Regions from separate parts of the Mus musculus genome. Here region 2 is linked to region 1. The links are chromatin loops, found by intact Hi-C in ENCODE. Cell type or tissue: left cerebral cortex. All regions are shown on one strand. Links, peaks and the distances in the headings refer to the core of each region. The heading gives the core; the rest is flanking DNA.

The links. Peaks named below come from ENCODE experiments on the same cell type or tissue, not always from the same donor. Only the 100,000 strongest peaks of a DNase experiment are listed, where the experiment ranks them.
Region 2: it touches region 1 in a loop (2.4-fold over the local background); 2 of 42 quality-filtered maps call a loop at or near these places.

What each region holds. Positions count from the first base shown.
Region 1 is chr12:45,066,169-45,077,685 of GRCm38, reverse strand. It overlaps Stxbp6 (syntaxin binding protein 6 (amisyn)), which reads left to right and starts at 3,203. Exons shown (of 6, transcript NM_144552.3): 1 at 3,203-3,491. In left cerebral cortex, for the core only: CTCF peaks have their summits at 3,749, 5,267 and 6,680; DNase peaks (open chromatin) are centred at 3,802, 4,299, 5,320, 9,147 and 3 more places; H3K4me3 peaks cover 3,012 bases; H3K27ac peaks cover 3,014 bases.
Region 2 is chr12:44,989,262-45,000,778 of GRCm38, reverse strand. All of the region lies in intron 2 of Stxbp6 (syntaxin binding protein 6 (amisyn)), which reads left to right. Among named protein-coding and RNA genes, the nearest start is that of Gm38487, 24 kb to the left of the region's middle. In left cerebral cortex, for the core only: no CTCF peak of the experiment used is centred there; a DNase peak (open chromatin) is centred at 7,163; H3K27ac peaks cover 775 bases.

The DNA of each region.
Region 1 (11,517 bases), core at 1,860-9,859:
AGGAACTGAGGTAGTGGGGACCAAGAAGTTGCTGGGAGGAGAGGCAACAGCTGGATTGTAATAAATAAAATAATAATAATAAAGAAAAAATAATATCAACATTAAAAATGTAGAGGTGAATCTAGTCCCATATGCATAGATGGCACTATTATATCTTAAGGGAATCTATTAAAATGCTGTCCTATGACATCAGTGCCCTGCAACAAACCATATCACTTAATCAGGTTGGTTTATTTATTGGCTTTTGAGATATGGTCTTGTTATATAACCCTTGAACTCATGGCAATTCCCCTGTCTCTGCTTTTCTAGTGCTGGTATTGAAGATATAAGCCACAAGGCTCAAATTCATTTGTTATTTAGATAGCATTTCCTCCCATTTGGCTTAGACAACCTAAGGCATCTAAATCCACAAGAGTTTTAGGTTGAGGTTTCACAGTGAGTTAGGACACTATTGTTTTTATATAATTTAATACCCACAAAGGTCGTGTCCTTGTAACCATGAGATTACTTATGCCACAAAGGAAGAAGGAAATATCACTTTTATGTTTTTCTTCTTTCTCAAAATAATAAGTTAAAAGTACTTAACTTGGCAGCTGGATGAAATACTGTGTCTTTTTCGTTTCTATCATTACAAGATTAAACTTCAAAGACAGACCATTTCTGTAACTATATGCAAGAAACAGACAATGCTAGCTTTTTACGGGGTGGGAACAGGCTTCACTCTGTAAGAAGCTCTTTTGCACTATGTTCTTTAAAAAAAAAATCACTATTTGTTGTTTACTCATATAAACTTTAAATGTGATTATTTTAATATCGAAACAGAGAGACAAAAGGCAAGAGGTCGTCGAATCCCTAATGTGCAGGAACACACACATACACAATATGAAACACTAGCAAAATATTTTTCTTGTAAGCCCCTCCCTATATAAATGTTTATTTCCTGTTCTTGATGACATCATCATCATTATTTTTTTTTTAAAACAACAATTCTTAGGAACTAGGGGAGGTACAATACAGGCCTGGGAGATTTTGATGATTGAAATTTTTATTTATTTTGCAAATATTTGTAACTACCTGTTATGTGATAGGCCCTGCTCTAGGTACTTCCTCCTCATCAAAACTTCTGGAAACCTTCTGTGTAAACACTCAAGCATTTTTTTTCCCTCCTTGAGAGTTCTGCGGGCTTAAAATACTTCCAATAGATAAAGGGTAGTTTGTTCTGAAGCAGACACTAGCAAACTGTTCGTTAAAGGGCACTTTGTACAGAGGGCAGCCATCTTGTCTAGACCTTCAGTACTGAGGGGGGATAGGGGAAAGATAAACATTAAGGTGGTGAGGAAGAAGAGTGAAGGTGACAATAGAAACTAATACCAGAGGATCTTATTAACTGATTTGTTGAAATAGTCAAAAATTTATTCCAATGTTTTATTAGCAATATCCCAAAATTAAAAAAGCTGCTCTAATGGATGAAGTTTGCTACCTTGGATAACCTTTGTAATGTATGTCAAGTCTAATTTGATAGGTGATGATCAAGGATAGTGCGTTCTTATTGCCTAAACTCTCACTATTAAAAAAACCCACAACCACACACCACTTCTAAACCTCTCATAAATAATGAGAACTGTCTTCTAATTCAAAGCTGAGGAAAATACAGCTGTGGAGAGAAGCCATTTGCTCTCCTTAACTGATGGAGGAATGGCTGAGAGTGACAGAAAACCCGATTATTATTTTTCGGTAAAAAAGATAACCCAACCACACGTCTTTCCAGAGATAAGCAGAACGCAGACAGCCTTATCAGTGAAATGCTTCGGATTTTCATAAAACAGCGATCATATCACGAGCAACCCTTTCTTCTCCTCCGAACTACTTTCCTAACTACTGCTCAACATGTCTTCCCTGAAGAGGTATCTTTGGATGATACTGATTTTCTTTTTTTCCTCTCCCGCGTCTCAGCTGGTTCCAACACATTCTACCAAATAAAAAGCAGGCATCACAGACTAGCAATCAGGAGCTCGGGGTCCCACCTTGCTCTCTTCATGTACCAAATCTTGCAGCTTTCTCTTCCGCCAGGGAGGATCAGGCCAGAATGAGGTGGGACACAAAGTGGAAAGGTTGGCCAAAGAACTCGGTGATCAAATTAAAGTTTTAATGCAGTATGAAACGGAAAGAAATCAATACAAAAATTAAGGATAAAAATATCAAAATTTTAAATAAAGGCAGGGCCGGTACTACGGGGGCGGGGGGGGGGGGCTTCCTTTTGTTTCAGAATGTAATATGCCTTTCAGGGACTCTTGAGCAGCTAGGCTGAGTCTAGTTTACCTTGCAGTGAGCCCAGGTGCTTAGACTTCGGAAGCGTCCTCAAAGTTTGTTCTCAAAGCCACTTTCCGCATTAGTTAACTCCGAATGATCCAGCGTTTATCACTAGCTCGCTTCTGTCAGGAAAACCTATTTCCCCTTGCACTTTGAAGGCAGTCTGAATCATCCTGGATCCTTGCCAGCGCCTTGCTAAGCCACCGTGGGCAGGCGCTCAGCACCTCTCCTCTCCACAAAACTCCTTGGTTCAGATTGGCTGAGCAGCCACTGGACCCAGCAATGGGTTTTTGGTCTAAACTCTAGTTTCTTTTTTTCTTTCTTCTTTTGTTTTTCCTCTGGCAAGACTCAATTACCGGAATATTCTGAACGAACAAAACCCTATATGTTAACCACTTATTTATTTATAAAATAAAATCCAGCAAAACCAGGTCTGATTTCCTTCACGATAGCCTTGGGCGCTTAGAGCACAGCAGTTGCTCTGCCTGCGGAGCTCCCTCAAGCTGGCTTCCTCCTTCCCGCTTCACTCATTTACTGGGCTTGCCAGGCCCCATTAGCTCTTGGATTTTGTCACCCCAAGTAAGCTTGCGACTGAATAAAACCCCACCTGCTGGGCCCACATTCCTGTAGCATGTTGTTTTTTAAATACTTGCTTGCAAAGGCTCCCAGAAGCAGCCCATCTTTCCAGCCCACAAACTTCCCACAACCCATGGGACTCTCACCGCTTTGCACTTGCTAACCCGCGCCCCAAGGGCTCGCCCCCACTTGTCCCCCGGGCTCTGGGCCTGTGGCGGGGCCCCGGAGCCCTGGGCTACCGATCTTTGCCCCAGGCCAGGTCGTTGTGGCTCGCCCACAGCAGCACTGGGCATGCTCACAGGCAGCGGCGGGGGCAGGTTGGTTTTGCTAGCTCGCACTCGGCGGCAGCGGGCCGGCGCGAGGCTGCAGCTGGAGCTCTGGCGCCCGGAGTTGGAGTTGCCAGGAGTTTCCCCGACCCCTCCCTCCTCGCGCACAGCGGCAGGAGCCCGCGCGGGAGCGGCGAGCCGCGATCAGCCAGAAGCCGAGCCGGCCCAGCTTAGTCTGCAGCCCCGATCTCCGCGCGGGGCAGCCGCGGGGGAGCCCTGTCTTCGGTTGGGACGCGTGCCGCGCACTAGGCACCGCCCGAGCACGAGCCAGGCTGCACGGTAGGTTCCTGGCGTGGGGAGGCCAGGCTACCCGGCGTACAGTTGCAGCTATCGCGGCTGCGGGCTGGGATGCGCGGCGCGGGGCAGGCGGAGAGGGTAGGCGCGCGGAGAGCCGCGCGGGCAAGTTGGAGGGCGGCAGGAGAAGGGGCTGGACACAGGGCTCAGCTGCTTTGTGCGCGCGGAACGGGGTCGGGGTAGCTGATTCTCCCTCCAACCCCGGACCAGGAGTGGGAGCTACATTGGCCAGAACCTAGCAGGTCAGATTCCCGTGAGAAAGTTGGTGGTGGAGCCCTTAGGTCCGCACTGCCTGCTCGGCAGAACGATCCCCCTGGGCTGCCTCCTGGAGAACTCAGTGGGTCGCAGCGCCCCTAGCCAGAGCTCTCTCCGCTGAAATTAGCGAAATCACCCCATCTATGAATGCTGGCATCTTCCAGGAAGATCATCGATGCCAAAACTGAGGCTGGTACTTCTTACGGGGTTAGCTTCCGGGCCCCTTAGCTTTTGCCCCTTCCCCCAACCTAAGAAGTGGTCAGGGGCTCAGCCAAGGCCTCCCTCGGGGCTCCGAATTCTCTTTCAGAGCGCGCCAGAATCCGGCTCACCCATATGGCGGGTCAGAGAAGCTGGAGTAGATGGATGGCTTGTTTTTTCTTTCTGACTTTCCCCAGGTTTACATTATCACAGACCCCAGGACCCAAAGGTCAGTTAGAGAGTTTAGAATGGCACACCGTTCTTTAGGAGGAGTGCATGCGAGCTTGTTTGCTTTGGACTTCGTTAACAACCATCTCCTGTTTCTATCATTCTTCAACCCGGACTTTGTGGGAAGGAGCAGGGACCGAGGAATGCCTTCTTCATTTCATAGTCTCCTAAGGTCTTCTGGGAGACTCCGAGGCCCTGAAAACGGCAGTATGCATATTGCACGGATGTTCAGGATGGCCACGGTCCTTCTGGGTCCACCCCCCCCCCCCCGCTTGTTGTTTTGAGTTTTAGAATTGTGCCTGCACATCAGTCAGAGCAGTGCTGTCCTAACAGGGTGTGGTGGAGGGGAAAAGGGTTGAGGTGTGTGGAGGAGTTCAGCCCAGGCTGTGAATAGCTGTTTGCCTTGATGAGGAGGCTGCATTGGGAAGAAATACAGAATAATTATGCAGGCACCTCACTCTTTTAAATCCCCCCTTCTCCTTTTCTTTCATCTCTTGGCTGAACACCTTGGTTGTTGGTTATGTGTGTTAAGTTTTTAAAGGAGAACTCACTCTGACAAAGTGGCAGGGTTTTGGGAGTTAACCATTTTGGTGTACGTTTTTCTCTTGGGGATTGTAACATCTTGGGGAAGGTTTTCAGATGTGGGGGTCCCATGGTGTGGCTACACAACACAGGTTCTCGAGTCACACAGACCTGAGGGCAAGTTTTCCCTGATGGACAAGTTATTTACCACTTTGAACTTCAGCTCTTGTTTGTGTTGTTTGTTTTGTTTCTGACAAAGTGGGAGATAACGGTGACCCTATCTCTTTCTGTTGTGAGACCTGAGTGAATGACGTAAAGGGAGATGAAGATTGCTAAGAAAACACAAAGATGGTATCTAGGCCTTAGGTTTTGTTTCTGTGCACTGTGCCCAGCTTTAAAAACTCTGCTTATTCTTGATTATAACAATCAAGTCTCCCCGGACTGTGCAGTCTTCACTACAAGGTTTAGTTGCTGAGGTCTGTGGAAGAAGCCATTGACACACACCTGCACGGCTTCTCTTGATTTTTATGGGTGGGAAATCCCACTTTCCTGTCTGAGGGAGGCAGTGTGGTATAATGGAGGAGACCATGGGACCTGCCCTAGCACCATTCACAGTCCTGGCCCCCGCAGAACTGTCTGTGTCAGCAGGGCTTCTTTTGTGATCCTAGGATGATGAAGAAATCAGCAAGTCCTGGGATGGAGCTCTGACTTGGCTTTTCATAGTGACCTTGAATTAAGGACTCAAGTCTCCTTGCTGAAATCAGTCTGTGAGATTAAAAACCAACTTAAGTGGCAAGGACAGGAGAGATTGCATGCCACCCAGTTAACAAGGATTTAATGAGGCTCCCGAGCTTCCCCAGAAGTATACCCTGAGCCTAGCTAGAGCAGAGATTCCCAAATATGAGTGTTAGTTCTTGATAACTCATGAATTGCTGGCTTTCACTTCCAGTCTCTTGACTCTCTAGGTTTAGAGCAGAGGTATGGCAGTTTGTATTGCTAACTAGCTTCCGATGACACTAAGGCTGCTCCCCAGCCATGCCTACATAGAATCACTAATTTCTATAGGGGGAGAAAGAGAGGGGGCTGCTCCAAATTAGTTCTCTGTAGTGGAGACAGGGTTTCTTCCAGGAGCTTTTGGAAGTTGCTTTAAGCACTTTGAACTTCAAGACATGTGTCAGCTTCTATTGCCTCATTTTAATGATTCTAGTTGCTTTTCTAATGAGTAATTTTACAAAAAGATAAGATTGCTCTTTCTTACTGTGTAGTACTTCTTCTCCAGTCTGTAGAGATTTGGTGATCCTTAGACGTGTGTGGGCTGGTTGCCAACCTGAGAAGAAGGACCCTTAACTAAGGAGTTACTTCTGTTGTCCTATAGGCAAGTCTGTGGGACATTCTCTTGCTTATGATTGATGTGGGAGGGCTCAGCCCTCTGTGGGTGGTGGCACCCTGAGTAGGTGGTCCTGGCTTCTTTAAGCAAGTTAAGCAAGCCCTGGTGAGCAAGCCAGTAAGCAGTGTCCCTCCATGTATCCTGTTTGAGTTCCTGCCTAGATTTCTCTCAGTGATGCACTGTGATTGGAACATGTAAGCCAAAGAAATCCTTTCTTTTCCAAGTTGCCTTTGGTCATGATGTTTATCGCAGCAACATAACACATGCCAATACAACTAAAAGAAACCATACAAAGTTCAACAAGTATTCTAGCTCCTTTTTTGAGGCTCTTGGATATTTGTGGAAAGTTTGCACCCAGACTTGACGGCTGAAAATGTGTGGTTATGGGACAGCACATCTTGAAAGCACATTTAAGAAGGATTTTTAAAGAAATGTTTTCTTTGAATAGACAGGTTGCTCTGGCCTTTTGGAAGTGTGAAGTGCATCCCATGCCAGTTGACCCATGGTGATGAGACTTAGCCAAAGCCATTCATGCATTCTGGAAGGTGGTAGCCTTGACAGTGACCTATAGCTTCCAGGGTGCAGCTATATGCACTACCAGCAGGGTGCCAGGATGAATTAGCTTTTTAGCATTGTTTAGATTCAACTACTCTTTCCCTTGCTGCCCACACCACTGAGGGACCTGTGCAAAGAGATCTTACTATAACTTGCTATGAGCTGGATGGTGGTCTTGCGTTTTAACTACTTTGCATGAGAGAAGCACTAGGAGTCTGCCTGAGACGTGGGAGTTTATAATGTTTATATAATGAGCACCCCAAATCTGGATATATGAGGTCAGTCAGCACTTTCACTACTTCTTATGTTGCTATGCCAAATGGCATCCTGGCTCACCCATGGGCTTTATCTTAGCCTTCCATTTGTGCTTTGTTTAAGCATTAAAGTGATTAACAGTGGGGGAAACTTAGCAGTAAATCAGAAGCCTATTCAAAACTCAAGTATACCACTTAATGTGGCCCAAGCCTGCCTTCCTGACTGCAATCAACGCTCGGGGAAGGGACGGTTGTCATTCTTCAGATCCAGTAGCTCCTTTGGATGGTTCCTCCCACTTAGCACAAGCAGGAACTCGGCTGCCTTAAAGCTCCTCCCCATAACCTGGTGTGTACACTGTGGGTGTTTCCCTTACTTTCTGCTGCTGTGTCGTGGCCCCCCGCCCCTTTCATGTGTGAGGTTTTCTTGTCACTGTTGTTGACTTTTCTCAGCGGCAACTCCCTGGTGTCTTTGCTCCTTTACGGAGTCTATTGTAAGACAATCATTATCGTATTTCATGTCTCTGTGGTTGGCACTGTTGGTGTTGAGTTACAGAGAGTCAAAGTCCAGAAGTGCCATTCTCAGCCTTCCTGAGAGTGCTCTTAAACAAAAACTCCGGGTTACACCGCAGTAGCTCAATTTAAAAAATACATTTGTTTGTTTTTCATTTCAACATTTTCCAGTTTGAGAAAACCAGGCAGCTTAAAAGTATTATGAGCCCGTGCGTACTTTTTTCCTTTTCTTTTTTTCTTTTCTTATTTATTTATTTATTTATTTATTTATTTATTTATTTATTTATTGTTGCCTGCTGCTAGTGGATGGCATTAGAAAACAAAGCAAACGTACCTTGTTACCCCATACAATCTGGTTTCTTCTCATTGCTCGCTAGCTGATAGAATTGAGTAGCAGTTGGATTGGCTCAGAATTTCTGAATGTGTTGGGAAAATGCTGTTGGGGTGGATGCCAATAGGTTTGCTCTTCTAAAGGACAAGTCAGTTTGGGGAGCAGCACCCGTTACTTTCCTCTCACACAGAGACTCTAAACATGTGCACCACCTTATCAAAGGAACCGAGATGTATTCCACTGAATACTGTCGACAAGTACTCATTCATAATTATCCAAGTCAGAATTTCCCAGAACACACCATTGTTGAGGTTTGTGTATCTTTGGGGATGAATTACTAAATTAGGATGTGCCAACCATTCTAATATGATCTCTAATACTATTTTGGATGAAATGGTTTGTTAGGGGCATCTTCTGGGTATTGATTGAATAATGAACTCTGTAAGGGATGACTGGTTGGTTTGCAAAGGAAGAACTTTAAGCTGTGGCTAGGAAAGTCTCCACGGAGGGACTGAGATACGTTCTTGTGAATAATGGAGCCCTACTCTCCTGCAGACGCAGAACATTTCATGTTGATGGTATGATACCGAAGGACTGTGGGCACTAGCACTTGTTTCTTTGTAGATGATTTTCGAGGCACACAAGACAAAAGGGGTGCCTTGAACAGAGTGAGCCGAAGAGATTCTATGGTGGTGGTTCAAAAACCAGTGGCACGCTTTCTCAAGTCTTAAGATTACAAGTAGGTTCTGACAATGGCAGGAAAGATATTTGTGGGTAGGAGGAGGTACAGCACTCAGAGGGATTTCCAAGGGGAGGACTGTTTCAGTGAGGGATAGCTGAGAGTAGACCAAAGTCATCCTTGCACAGCGAAGCTCCCGTAAGAGCTCCATCGAAGAATGCTGGGTAATGAGAAGGACTTTCCAGGAAGAAGGTTCCTCAGTAGAGTTTCAAAAATAGCCAGGAAGAAGAACTCTTGCAATAAGATGACAATAAAGAGGCTAATAACCCAATTTAAAAGTAGAAAGAGGATTTGCATAGCTATTTCTTTGAAAAAGAATGTGAAAATTTGCTCAGTGCCATTAGTCAGCAAGGAAATGTAAATTCAAACCATACGGAGATGCTTCCCATCCATGGGGGGTGGGGGGAGGGCTGTGATGGAAGAGACATGTGTGGAGAAATTGGTCCTGTTTGTGGAGTATCGGTAGAAGGTTAATAGCAGGCAGTCTGGAAAACAGCTAGATGGTCCCTCACATATTAAATACTGGTCGCATAGAGAAGAGTCCCTCCCCAAGGGATTCCCAAAGGAAGTGCAAGCATGTTGGAATAAACACTTGAGAGTGAATATTCATAGCAGCGTTAGTCATAGAGCTGAAAGATGGAAAGGAGCCCTCCTCCATCAACTCATGGATATATGAGACATAGTGGATCCACATGATGCGAAACAGTTTTAGCCAGAAAGGGGAGTTGCATGCTACAATATGGATGAGCCTTGAGCCTACTGTGTGAAGAAAAGCAGGGCACAAAAGTCACATGTTGCATGATTCCTTAATGAAACACCCAGAAAAGCCAGGGTGTTGGAAATGAGACCGAGAACCAGCAAGTGACTTGGGGTTTCCTTTGGGGGTGATGTAATGTTTTGGAATTAAATGGTGGTTACATAACTCTTGAAAAATATTGCATTGCATACTTTAAATGGGTAATTTTAAAAAAATAGTATATGAGCTACAGTGCAATAAAAATTAAAAGTGTATGGTGGGCTGAGAATTTTCAAAGTCGCCTAAACAGTCACTAATAGTCTCAGGTCAGCTTCTGCTACTAAAACCACATCTGGTTTATTCATTTCTCCTTGTCTGTGGGCTCTAAGGTTCTCTGTCATTTTTTATTACACCCCCTTTCCCTCCCTCCTGAATTGAAAGGATTTTGCCCCTTCACCCCTGGGTGGCCAGGGCCTTGTGGTCTTCAGATGCCAATGTTTTTATTAGATTCCCCTTCTGAAATAAATTCTGTAATTGGGCTTCCTGATCCCGAGCCAGCAGAAGGTCTGATGACCTGGCAGCTTGTGCTAAGCTTCTCCTGTTGGATTTGACTGTGGTAGACATTTAGTGTCATTTACTGCTTCCTGGAATTCTCTCAAGATTGCCCTCTTTGTGGTAAACCTAACTGTATTCAGACCTCCATGTGCTGATTGTTATTGTGTGAGCATCAGTGTGTCTGGGCCGAATCCTGACGCTAAATATGTATAACCCTACTGGGGCTGAGGCAGTTGCCCTGTGGGTAGAAGGAACATTTTCCTCCCTTTCCTGGTGTGTCGTAGCAGTGCTCAGCCACATACTGGATGTGCCAGGGGATCTTGCTTGAATGCTGTCTCCCTCTCAGCCAGCTGCTATGGCACTTGAGATTCTGCAGTTCTCACTAACCCGGGCTTGATGCAGATGCTGTTATCCCACGTGTCACACATAAAGTGAAGCTGATACACTCACGGCGGAGAAGGCAGCGTCGGGATGGGGCGGAGCTGGGTGGGAAATGTGGCTCCACCATGTGTTTGCTGTGGGACCTTGGCAAGTTAATTACCACATGGGCCAGTTTTCTTTCCACATCAGGTTAAGACTGAGCTCACAAAACCCTGCTTAGCATAATGTCTCAGAATAGCAATGCTGTTTGCCTTTCCCACTCCCCAAGCGCCCAGAATTCCATGGTGAAAGCAAAGTCCAAACAAAACAAACTATGTATATGAAAGAGGGTTCTAACTTGTGTGCGCGGGTTGCTATGGAGAGAATGATGTATGAGATCAAATCAGAGTCCTCTGGGAAGAATTTTCTGTTAATATTACCATTGTTTTGGTGAGGTTTCTATGTTACACTCAAGTGAGTCTGGGTCACTTTAAGTCACAGGGATGAGTCCTGTCTACTTTTTGTGTGTAGTCTTTCTCTGATCAGAAGACCTTCATCCCAGAGCTGTCAGTTGGTGCCACAGTTCCTTGGAAAGGTAGAGTCTTCCCATCCTTGTCTAGCTTCTTACTGACATTCATCTCTGATGCAAGTAAGACAAACTAAAGGGAAGAAAATGCACAGAGCAGTGCAACCCCGGGAGCAATCTCTGGGGGGTTAAGATTGCAAATATTTGCTTCCTGGTGGCCTTGAGAAAAATCTGGCCATTTTGCTGCCTTCTCTGAGTCTGTCAGCGGTGGGTAGGCTAATAGGGGTGGATTAGGCTAATAGGGAGCACCTGAAGAGGAAGGGGGAACTAAAGCCCAGCAGGGACCATGGTTGTCCTACCAGGAGTCTGTGCTGGGTGCTGTCTCCGCTTCCGTATGGTTAATTGATTAGAAATAATCCCTCCTGGCTGCTCACATGGGTTAACCCAACAACTACCAGGTGAGCTGATGACTGTTGATTTTCTGTCACCTTTATTATGGGCAACAGAAGAGAATAGGAAATTATGTTTATGTTTCGATTCACAGAGCCTTCTTATTTTCTTTTGGGAAATAAGACATATATGATATATATATATTATATGTCTTACACAAACATAAGACATATAAGACAAAGAAATCGAGTCACTCATCGATAATTCTAACCAGTTTCCAGTTGTCACAGCCTGAGAGTCACTGCTTTAGTGAGGGTGATAAATGGATCTCATGGCACACTGTCACACACTCTCGTTGAAAGTGGGAAGTATCTGATTTCTAGGGCAGGTGATGTGTGTGCTCAAGTCCCTTCCCATAACTATTGATATCTGTGGCTGGTATGGCAGGGTACAACTCTTCGAGGC
Region 2 (11,517 bases), core at 2,179-10,178, 77 kb after region 1:
AGTAGGACAGTTCCTGCAATTATATTCAGTGATCATGGGAGTATGGTGGTTCCACACTGAAGGAACGACTGTAGCCCTCAGAGTGGCTACAATCTACAGTCACTACTTGCTAACTAATGGCAAGTCCAATTTGAGTTTTGCACTTCTGTGTCCCTTTTGTCTATCCCTATCAAAGGACCTTTCTTTCTCTTATAGAACAGTACAGGAAACATGGTATGGAAAAATAATGAAAAATTGTCCATCTTAATCAGATCTTACCAGAGGTTACAAAGGAGGGAGCTACTGACACAGAGTAGCACGTAAAACTGCCTGTATCCACATGCTCCTTTCAAGGCCTGTAGAGAGTTGTTTTCAAGATTGTTTTCAGTCTTGTGGCTTGTTCAGCAAATGATTATTACAAAATACACATGCATCCACGCATGCACAAGTGCGCGTACACACACAGACACATACACATACGATTTTGGGGTCAGGGGCATGGAAGAATACATAGTTTAAGATAGAAAAACTATATTTAGCTTAGATTATAAACACTGATTACGTGGGAAGTTCAAGGCATAGTAAGGTTGGTTATATATTGTTTCCTTAAAGGCAAATTAATCTTAAATGGGCTGAGTATACACACACTAGGGAAACAGATTTGGTCCATAGTTTTAAATGGTCTCAAGGCATGTTATTAACTTGTTTGGAAGTACAGGAAAATGTTCAACTTCTGCAGGTCAAAATTACTTTCTGAAGAAGTTATTTCCACAGAAGGGTATACTGTCTTCTTACTTCCTCTTCACCATCTCCTCCATCTAACCCCAAATTATCAAGCAACATTCTATTTGCTCTGTATGCCTCTTACCTTGGTCAGGTCTATGTCCTTTTTTAAGATGTTGGCCCCTGTGATAGTATCAGTCATTTAAAGCCTCATTACCACCATTTAGCCTGAGTGACCATATACCATGCTGGCTTTGTTATTACGGCTCTCTAGAATAACTTGAAATCAGGTATGCTGATACCTCCTACAGGATTATTTTTGCTCAGGATTGCTTTGTATGTCTTGAGTTTTTTGTGTTTCTATGTGAATTTTAAAGAAGATTTCCACCTCCATTTCTGTGAAGAATGTCATGTGAAATTTCATGGGTATTATATTAAAACTATAGATTTCTATTTAGCTATATAGATTTCTATAAAGCTATTTTCACAATATTCTTCTAATCTATGAGAATGGAAGGTCTTTCCATCCTGTAATGTCTTCTTTGATTTCTTTCTAAAATGTTTTAAAGTTTTCACTGTAAAGCTATGTTGCTTCCATAGTTAGGTTGACTCTAAGACTTTTGTTTTGAGGCAACTGTAAATGGGAGTTTAGTTGATTTCTTCAGCTTGTTTTTTATTGATAAATATGAAAGCTACTATTTTGGTATGTTAATTTTCTGAAAGTGCTTATCCTAAGAGTTTTCTGTTATGGTCTTTTTGTTTAAGATTGTTTTATTCTTTGTATGTATGTATGTGTGTGTGTCAATCAACACACAAGTGTCTGCAGAGTCTAGAATAGGTTGTTGGATCCTCTGATGCTAGAGTTATAAAGGAGTTATGTGGCTCCTAACATGGGCACTAAGAAGTGAATGCCAGTCCAGTAATGACCAACAAATGCTCTCAAGAGCTGAACCATCTCTCCAGCACTTTGTAAAGTCTTTATGATCTCTTGTGTATGTAATAATATCATCTGCAAATGAAAGTATCTATTTCTTTATTTCTTTCTCTTATAGTACTATTGTAGCTAATATTTCAAGCATTGTATAGAATAAGATTTTAGAAATTTATACCTCTGCCTTGTTCCTTACTTTTCTGCAAATATTTTGGATTTTCCCCCCATTTAATACAGAGTTAACATTATGTTTGTTATATATAGGTTTTACTGTATTATGGCAAGTTCCAGTGGTCCTTAATCACTTTTGAAGCTTATCATTGAAGATGGGGTTTTGTAAAACCTTTCTGCATCTATTGAGATATGTCTTTGTCAGTGTTCTATTGATGTGAAGAGACAGCTTAAAGAAAGCACTTAATTGGGACTTACTTACAGTTTCAGAAATTTAGTCCATTATATTATGGTGGGAAGCATGGTGGCATGCAGGCAGACATGATACTGGAGAAGTAGCTGAGATTCTCACATCTAGAAATTAGAAATGTAGGCATCAGGAAGAGAGAGACTTGGAATAGGCTTTTTGAAACCTCAAAGCCCACCCCCAGTGATGTGCTTACCCCAACACGGCTGTATCTCCTAATTTTTTCAAATACTGCCACTTCCTGGTGACCAACTATTCAATTCTATGAGCTTATGGGAACCATTCTCATTCAGAACAATCACATTCCACTCCCTGGCCCCATAGCTTTGTAGTCATATCAAAATTCAAAATGGACTTAGTCCAACTTAAAACATCACCATAGTCTAGCACCGTCTCAACACCGTTTAAAGGTCCAAAAGTTCAAAGTTGAATGTTTCTGTTAAGACTCAAGGCAGTCTCTTAATCATAACCATAGGAAAATTAAAAAACAAAAATAAAAAAGCAGATCACATACATCCAACACATAGAATATAGAATGGTACAGAATTTCTACTCCAAAAGGGAGGAAAGAGAGCATAGTGTGCAAATCCTAGTTCAAAATAAGACCTGAAATCACCAGGGCAAAGTCCAAACTCTGCATCTCCATGTCTGATGTGAAGGTGCTCTTTAAATCTCCAGCTCCTTTGAGCTTTGTTAACTATAACACACTTCGCTCTCATGGGCTGGTTCTACACCCTCTCAGCAGCTCTCCATGGCAGGCATCCCACCATTCTGGTGTCTTCAATATTTAAAGATTATCAACAAAATCCAGGGTTTACCTTCACTGCTTCACATAAAAGTCTCTCTGGGCATTCATGCAGGGACACTCCTGGTCTCAGCACAGCTCCTTAGATTCAGAGAGATTATTTCCCAAGCCGTTTCTTGGAACTTTGACTCTAAAGTCAGAAATACAAGGGCCAAACTGCCTAGTTCTCCAGCTTTCTGAGACTGGAAGTTGGTCCTCTGCTTCAATTACATACGCTTCAGCATTTGGTTCTTGATGTTTTCCTTCACAGCTTAAGCTTTTCTTTAATTTCTTTCCGCAAGTTGGAAGCTTAGCAGGGTTGGGTTTTGTCATGAGGTCACCACTTCCTCCCATTTAGCATCACACTTTCCTTTAAACTTTTTTATCTGATGGAACACTGGACTTCACTTTATTATGCTTCCTGGTGCTCCTTTTCTTCTTATAACTGTATAGTTTGTATTTTTCCTTGCTCAGCTTTCTCCTTTCTGTTATAGGTCTGCTTAGGAGTGACCGCTAATAACCCCATGGCAGCATCAACACTAGACTGTCTTAAAATCTCTGCCGATACCACTAATCCAAACCTCTTCAATTTAGCATCAGGAAGATTCTTTTGAACAAGGACAGAAAACAGCCACACTCTTTGCCAAAATAACACACACAAAAACAATGGTCCCTAAGCCACTTACTAGTATTTTTCCTTTCTGAAACTTATTGAGCTGGGTCTCTGTATTCCAAATTGCCCCCATCACCGTTTGCACACATCTACTAGGATAGCCCATTAAGCACTGCATAAAGCATTCAACTGCTTTTCTAATCTAAAGTTACAAAGTCTACATTTGTCAACAAACAGCACAGTCAGGCCGATCGATCACAGCAACATCCTACTCCCTGGTACCAACTTCTGCTTTGGTCAGTGTTGTCTTGTTGTAAAGAGACAGCATGACCATAGTAACTCTTATAAAAGAAAGCATTTAATTGGGGCTTGCTTATAATTTCAGAAGTAATCAGTACCATCATGGTGGGAAGCATGCCACCACACAGGCAGATATGGTGCTGTTGATATCGTTTATCTTTTTAAAGAATGAACTTTTTATAGAATTGAGCCTTTGCTTTTTATTGCAGTTGTAATAATTTCTTCCCTGCACATAATTATTTCTTTCTATCTGTGATTTTGGAATTGGGGTTGTTCTTTTTTGTCCAAAAACTTAATGTATATCACTAAATTATTTATTTGAAATCTTCCTGACTTAACAAATATAATGTTGAATTTGAGTAAGGAGATTATCCTGGATTACCACCCCAGTGGGCCATGAAATCCATCAAATGAGTCTTCATAAGGGAAATATGGTATCAAATGAGTCACCTACACAGAGGAGACAGTAGTATAGATGGAGTTCAGTGTACTGCCTCTACAAGTCATGGACTTCCCTGCAGAGAGGAGATGGAGGTGTAGATGGAGGTCAATGTACTGCTCCACAGGTCGTGGAACTTAGTCACCTGTCAGCAGCTGGAAAGGGCAAAGGACTGGTTCACCCCTAAAGGCAGAGAAAGCCTGGCTTGCTGATCCTTCTATTTTCGACTTCTAGCCTCCAAATCTGTTGGAAAATAGGCACATAGTTTGTTTGTTTTTTTAAACAATTTTTAAGTAGATATTTTCTTCATTTACTTTTCAAATGCTACCCCGAAAGTCCCCTATACTCTTCCCCTCCCTGCTCCCCTACCCACCCACTCTCATTTCTTGGCCCTGGTGTTCCCCTGTACTTAGGCATATAAAGTTTGCAACACCAAGGGGCCTCTCTTTCCAATGATGGCCGACTAGGCTCTTTTCTGCTACATATGCTGCTAGAGACACGAGCTATGGGGGTACTGGTTAGTTCATGTTGTTGTTCCATCTATAGGGCTGCAGATCCCTTCAGCTCCTTGGGTACTTTCTCTAGCTCCTCCATTGGGGGCCCTGCAGCACATAGTTTTAACTAGTTCATTGCTACCACAAATTATCATAAATTAAAGATTGTTCCCCCTTTAAGACATATTAATGCCTTTCTTTAGACATGGAATCATTTATGAAAAATATCGAAGATATCTGAACACTCAAGCTAACCAACAGCTCTTTAGCAGAAATTTAAGGAAATACATATGTATTAATAAGCATTTGCATGTGCTTACAAACAGGCAAAGAAATATAATATGTTTTGGGTGATTCTTTTATTTTATAAGCTTCCTGGTTTGGTGTCTTCCTCTGGACCCACTTGCTTTTGAGTCACATCTTTGTGGACTTTGCTTATTTGAAAAATCTATTTGCAGTGTTAAGCAAAACTGTTGTACTTAGTTACATGAGTTGCTTATTTGATATTCTCTCTCTCATGTGTGTGTTTGATGAATACCAATAGTTTAACATTTTCTCAACCTAGAACCTTTGTTCTAATGACAATGGGTTCTAATTATGGGATTGAGAGGAATATTTCATGTTGGAAAGCATTAAATGATGCTTGCAGAACATATGAAGTCTAATTCTGTCACTTCAGAATGTGGTTTCATGTACAGCACCGATAAAAGAAAAATATGAAATTATACAGTGGTTTTAGTAGGACTTTTCCATATCATTTAATTTGAAATAAGCTTATGTGTGTTGATGGTATTTTCTAAGGATAATGTTTTTTAAATCTTTTAATGAAAATTGTAAATGTACAGGAGTGGAGAGACTAGTTTAACCAAACCCTATATACTTGCTATCTAGTTAATATGCTATCCTCCTGGCCTGTTATCTTGCATCTGTTTCTTATCCACTTTCCATTGAATTACTTTTGTAAAAATAATATCTTATTTATTCATATTTCAATTACTCTCTATTTAAATATATTTAAAACCATTTTTAAATGTAATCAAAATAGCAACATTGCAACAATAGATTCAACTTTGGTGACTTGACGGCCTCAGGTGCATTTATGTATAATACATGACAATTTAATGAAACTAGATGGTTTCCTAAGTAAAAGTACAGTACCTCAAAAAAAAAAAAAAAAAAGAAATGACCTTTATAATAGCAAGATAATTAAAATGTAGAAAAAACTTATGCCTCTTCAGTTTAGCAATTATATAAAAAATAAGTAAAAACAAACAAAAATATAAAATTACATTTGTATTAAATGTATACGACTTTTCTCCTTGTCATTATTTTCCAAATAATGCATATTTGCAACTATTTGCATAGCATTTGTATTGAACTAGATTATTAGTCTTCTAGAAATACTGTAGAGTATGTTGGAGGATTTGTAGATTATAAGCAATCACCATACCGTTTTATCTATGTGATGTGAGCATTCCTTGATCTTGGTATTTCTAGGGTTGCTGGTCCCTATACACAAGGATATCTAGGGACTATACGGTTGTATTGACAAACGGCACCATTATTTTGTTGTTGTTGTTTCTAATACTGTCATTTAGATTTGCATGTTTATGACTTTTGCATTAATATATACTATCGAGGGCTTGGCTTCATGCTCTCAGTGTTGTTCATGAGATTCATTCCTTCTTGCTGCATGTAGCTGTAGTTCTCACTGTCATTGCTAAAGAGGATTTGATCATAAAGAGCACCACTATGTTTCATGCTATTGATTGACTTTTAGAGGTGTTCCAAGTTAGGCATTGTAGGTGGTGTTGCTCTACGATGTTTCAGACATATATGTGCTTGATGTTTAGACTGACATATTCTTTTAGGTCTATATTAGGGATAAAGTTCTCAGGTTGAGTCATACATGCCTCTTTAGTTTTGGTAGATAGAGAATTCCCATTGGTGGAATTACACTCTTCCCAGGCGTATACTGAGCACAGTAATTTCACAGGTGTTCATTTTTTGTTTCAAAGTATTTGGTAAGCAGGAAGGTTACTGAATGAATTTGAAATTTGGCAGGTAGGTTGCTATTTTTGTTAACTTAAAATGCTAAAGGAAATTGATTTTTGGTCAGATTAAAGGCTTTTTTGTATGTATATTCTATACTGTGGAATATTTTCGTCTGTGGATTATCTCAGTCGGTTAGTAACTGCCTGAATTTGTTCTGTCTGTCCCTGTAAAGGCATTTGAGAAGGGTTTGCCTTGATTCCTCTGGGAAACAAATGCATTGTTTGCATAAATGTCTATTTAGGGTATCTGATGAGTGAATTATGTTCTTGATCCATTCCTAGCTTCTCTTTCTGTGCTTGACAGTGGCCCTTGATGGTAATAGATTTTGTGTGTGTGTGTGTCATTCCTGGGAATATGTGGGCTGGGCCTCTTGGCATCCCACTGAAAAGATCCTCCATGTCCTCATTTAGTTCTCCATCGCTGCTCGCTGCTCTTGCACCACACTGTGCTTCTTGGTCCCTGTTTCCACAGAAAGCCATCTGTGTTCCCTTCTGTAGTTGTTGCATCATGGCTGTCAGCACTATGAGAGCATCAGCCGCAGCTTATAATTCAACCACAGAGGCTGAAATCTGTGAGTTATCTTGCTTTCTTAATACATGTGGAGCTCTGTATTAAAAGCACATTCCTCCTTTGCTTTTTTTCCAGAAAACTTGTCCCACTTCGTTCATCAAGGTTAGATCACTCGAGGGAGATTTCTACTAAGACATGGGCCACTTTAGTTCACTGGTTTCTAAGAACTTGACTCACAGGAGTCCACCTTGGACTCTGCCTTTTTGTTCTTGGGTAAGCTCTTCTGAGCAGTTTTGTAGGGATTCATATTACATTTTCCCCTTAAGTTTTCAAGCTCTGGTGATTCGTTCTAGCTGCTCAACATGATAGCCTATGTCATTTTGGTCTTCTAGCTCCTTTCAAAGGGCAGTCCCTCAGTATTTAACAGCCTCATACTTTGTCGTGCTCCTCCGGCTATCATGTATCCAACACTCTGTAAAACTGTTCTTGCCAGTAAACTGACAGCACTCCTGTGTGCTCATAGAAGAAGTTACCCATGGATTACAGACTGCCTGCCTTCCGTCATCCTCCTTAGCATCATGTGGGCCACTTCTCCTCTTCTACCCTCTTGCTTACTTTTGTTTTTGTTTCTGTTGTAAATCTCTAGCACCATTAACTCTTAAATGTGGAGACTCCTGGGTCTCTGTTCTAAGTGATCCTCTTTCACATTCTCTCTGATTTTCTACTTTGTTAGTAGGAAAAATTAATAAATGCTAGGGGGTACTAGTATGTTTATATTTTAAATTATAGGAAAGTGATAATAGTACAATGAAAATTAGCATAAACTGTCCAGAATACAGAAAAATAAAGCAGAAACTGTAATATTTTATGTTATTTTCTAATTTTTGTCATAATTTCTTTTAAGGTAAGGTCAAATTTTTAGCGATAGAATGTTTGAACTTACCCTTCTTTGATTTCAAATTTCATCATAATTTTAATTCACTATAATTGCTACATGGTCTGTCTAAAAAGCCATATATTCAGTCTGTCAGATTGATATAAATATTTTAAGATAATTTGACCCATCTTACCATTGTTGTACTCTCTTTACTGAAAGTATTTTGATCATCTTTAAGTCCAGTGTGCATGTGTCTGAAAGCCATTTAGTGACTAATTCGAGAGAAAACTTGTTAGATTATGTTTCTAAGTAAGTGACTTTGGTGATGGACTCATGAGTTAGCAATCCCTTAGGACAGTGCCTAGCATAGGCAATGCTCAATGTCAATGGTTGCTATTATTTTTGCTCTTATCTTGTAATGTAAGAAATTTCTTTTTAAAAACGATTTCATTAATTTATGCATATTGATGATATTAAATGCATCTGTGTATGGGTTTGTGCTCATGGATATAGTGTCTACAGAGGGCAGAACAGAAAATCAATCCCATACAGCTGGATTTACAAGCCATAGTGAGCTGCCCTCTGTGGGTTCAGGGAACTGAACTCTCATCCTCTGAAAGTGCAGCGAGAAAGTACTCGTGACCACTGGGCCAAACCACCATTTATAGGAAATAAGTGCAGATGCTCTTGAAATCAAAATCGCCTGGTTTATTCCTATATAAGAGAGAGTTGGAGGGCTATTTTTAATAATAAATTATGAGTCCTTGAAGGCATATCTTTTAAGATACCATGTCAGTCACTGGTGAGCGGTGCAGAGACATAACTACACAGGGTCACCTTCAGCAGCCTTAGCAGTTTGCCCTGACCTCAGTATAGGCTAAAAAGGGATTTGTGGCTTTGATGTGGAAATGGATTTCAAGCCTGGCCAGTTTGGAGCAGACTTGGTGCTTTTTATTAAATACAATTTAATGTAGACTTTATCTCTAGGGTTGGATGAAATGGACAGCCGGAAAGAAATACCCAAGTGTACTTTCTGCAAGACTGTCACAATTAAGTAACATAGCACTAGCCACACATGTCATTTTTGTAGCTCTCAAGTTAAGTTTTTAAAGGATTGATAAGAAACCTTCCTTCCTCCATTTTCATTTCTCTTTGATAAGACGGATGGTTATAGGGATGCTATGGATGGAATTAGGATCTCATTAGAGAAAATGGAATCTAGAAGAGTTGCACAAGGGACTTCGTACATGTCCTTTCTATCTATCTTTTAAACTAAGGGTTTACATCTGGAAAGGGAAAAGTCCTTAAGTGATTACTAGTTGTGCTGGAAATCATGCTTTGCTGCTGGCAGAGAATCTTCAACTAGGTTCCTGGGTGAGGGACTCCCTTGTTTCTCATGTTTCTATATCTTCTCTGTCTTTCTGTTCTGCCTCAGTCACGTACAAAGTTGTTCACTGAATTAAAGACCTTATATAGTCCTTTGTCCCCACATTGCTAATAGGAAACAAGCCCAGGAAGCATCCTGTTTCCAGTCGTATCGTTTAATAGTAGTAGAGACATAACAGGCCTGTAAAGTAGCTCAGGTGACATCTGGGCACACCTGCCATAAAGCAGTGTATGGAGAAGATGCTGAAGTATTAAGCAAGGAACCAAAAAGCAACTCAAGGGGAAGGTGATTGAGATATGTGAAGATCGTGAGATTTAAGACTGGAAAGAGTAGCAAAATAAGAAAGAAAGATATTTATAAAAGTAAGATGCACAGACAGGAAGGACTAGGGTAAGAACATGGTAGCCATGTGTCTCTTCTGTGTGAGTGTTCATGGTCTAGAGTAGCAATGGAAAAGGTGGCATGGGGGACCTTGGCTTAAAACTCTTAACTACTTAACTAGGTAGACTTGGAGTACTGAAAAGCCCCTCAAGTTTAAGCTTTTAATCTTTGAACTCAGTGTGACGAAGGCAGAGTGCACTGCGCTCTGTTCGAAACGTTGACATTTTCAATGGAATGGAATGCAACACAGGGGCGTCCGAGAAAGCCCTCCTACGATTTGTCATGTGCACCCAACAAAGTGCTGCCTGTGTGCACATTCAGCTGATGGGTGAGGACTGAGCGACCCTGATGCGGTTAAAAATAACTTTAATTAGAACTTTATCCCTGGAGCTTTGAAATCCAGAAAAACTGATGTCTGTGGTTCTGTTTCTGCCAGTAATCTGAGCCTGCCCTGCCCCAGCTGGGACTTCTAGTTTGCTCCTTTGGTGGAGGGGTAGCATGCCACCTCACCTCAGAGTTCAGCAGAGTTCCTCATCTTTGTGTATGGTAAGCAGGCTGCTGTTGCTCCCAGGCAACAAGCTGCATCTGACTGCTAAAGAAATGGTGGAGAAATGTTAAGGGCAGAAAACAAAGAGCAAATTCACCAAGACCTGACTGAAAACTAAACCAGAACAAACGCCAAAACTGTGATTTCTGTTTCAAATCTGTTTGGAGGGAAAGCAAGTCATTTACATGTTCAAGATTCTTAATGCCAAAAAGCCAAAGATGAATTCCAGTTACAGCATTAGGATGCAGCTAATTAGCTGCCACCAAATTAGCCTTTTTAAATAAGAGAATGTGTATTCAGTTGAGTTCTCTGATGCTTTAGAGTCAAAACTAGAGCTTGTACTGTTGGAGGTTTTTAATGAATTGTCGGAAGGCTATTCTAATGATCGAAACCATGTTTTAGTTCTTTCTGTGAGTTATAACCCCAAAATAGGGCCGTGCATTTTATGGAATATTCTTTCTTTCTTTATTATTATTATTATTTTTTTTGTGCTGTAAAAAGGCCAGTTTTCATTATAGGTAGCAATTACATTTTCAAATGCCCTCTTGTTCAGAACAAAATCTGGCAGCTTTCATCCAGTTTACCTTTGAAATGAAAAATTCAGAATTAAGTTACTAACTGACATAAAGACCGTAAGACTGCTGAAAGATATGCAAATTTTAAGGTTTCAACACCCAGGGAACATTTAGAGTGACTCACTGACCAGTTAGGACTCTGTCCTGCTAACCTTATCCACAAATGGCAGCTTATATAACTCACAAGCTTATGGTTCCGCCTCGGACTCCAGTGGTTGTCTTGGCTCCTCTGCTCTGCACCTCTGTCTACGTCACCTGATTCTCCAGACCTGCCTTCACTGGACCCTCTCAGATGACAGGGTGTCTTCAGTGGCCACAACTCAGTGGTCACAGGTTTACCCTACAAAGGAGTGAGATGAGGATGAAGCAAATGATCTGCCTGTTTTTCACGTGGTCACCCAAATGAAGGTGCTGTTGAAGAGGCAAGGATAAGATGTTCCTCAGTAACACTCTCAGCCTCTGGTTCCTGAAGGTCTCCCCTCAGAAGCTCCAGACGTTTCTGGT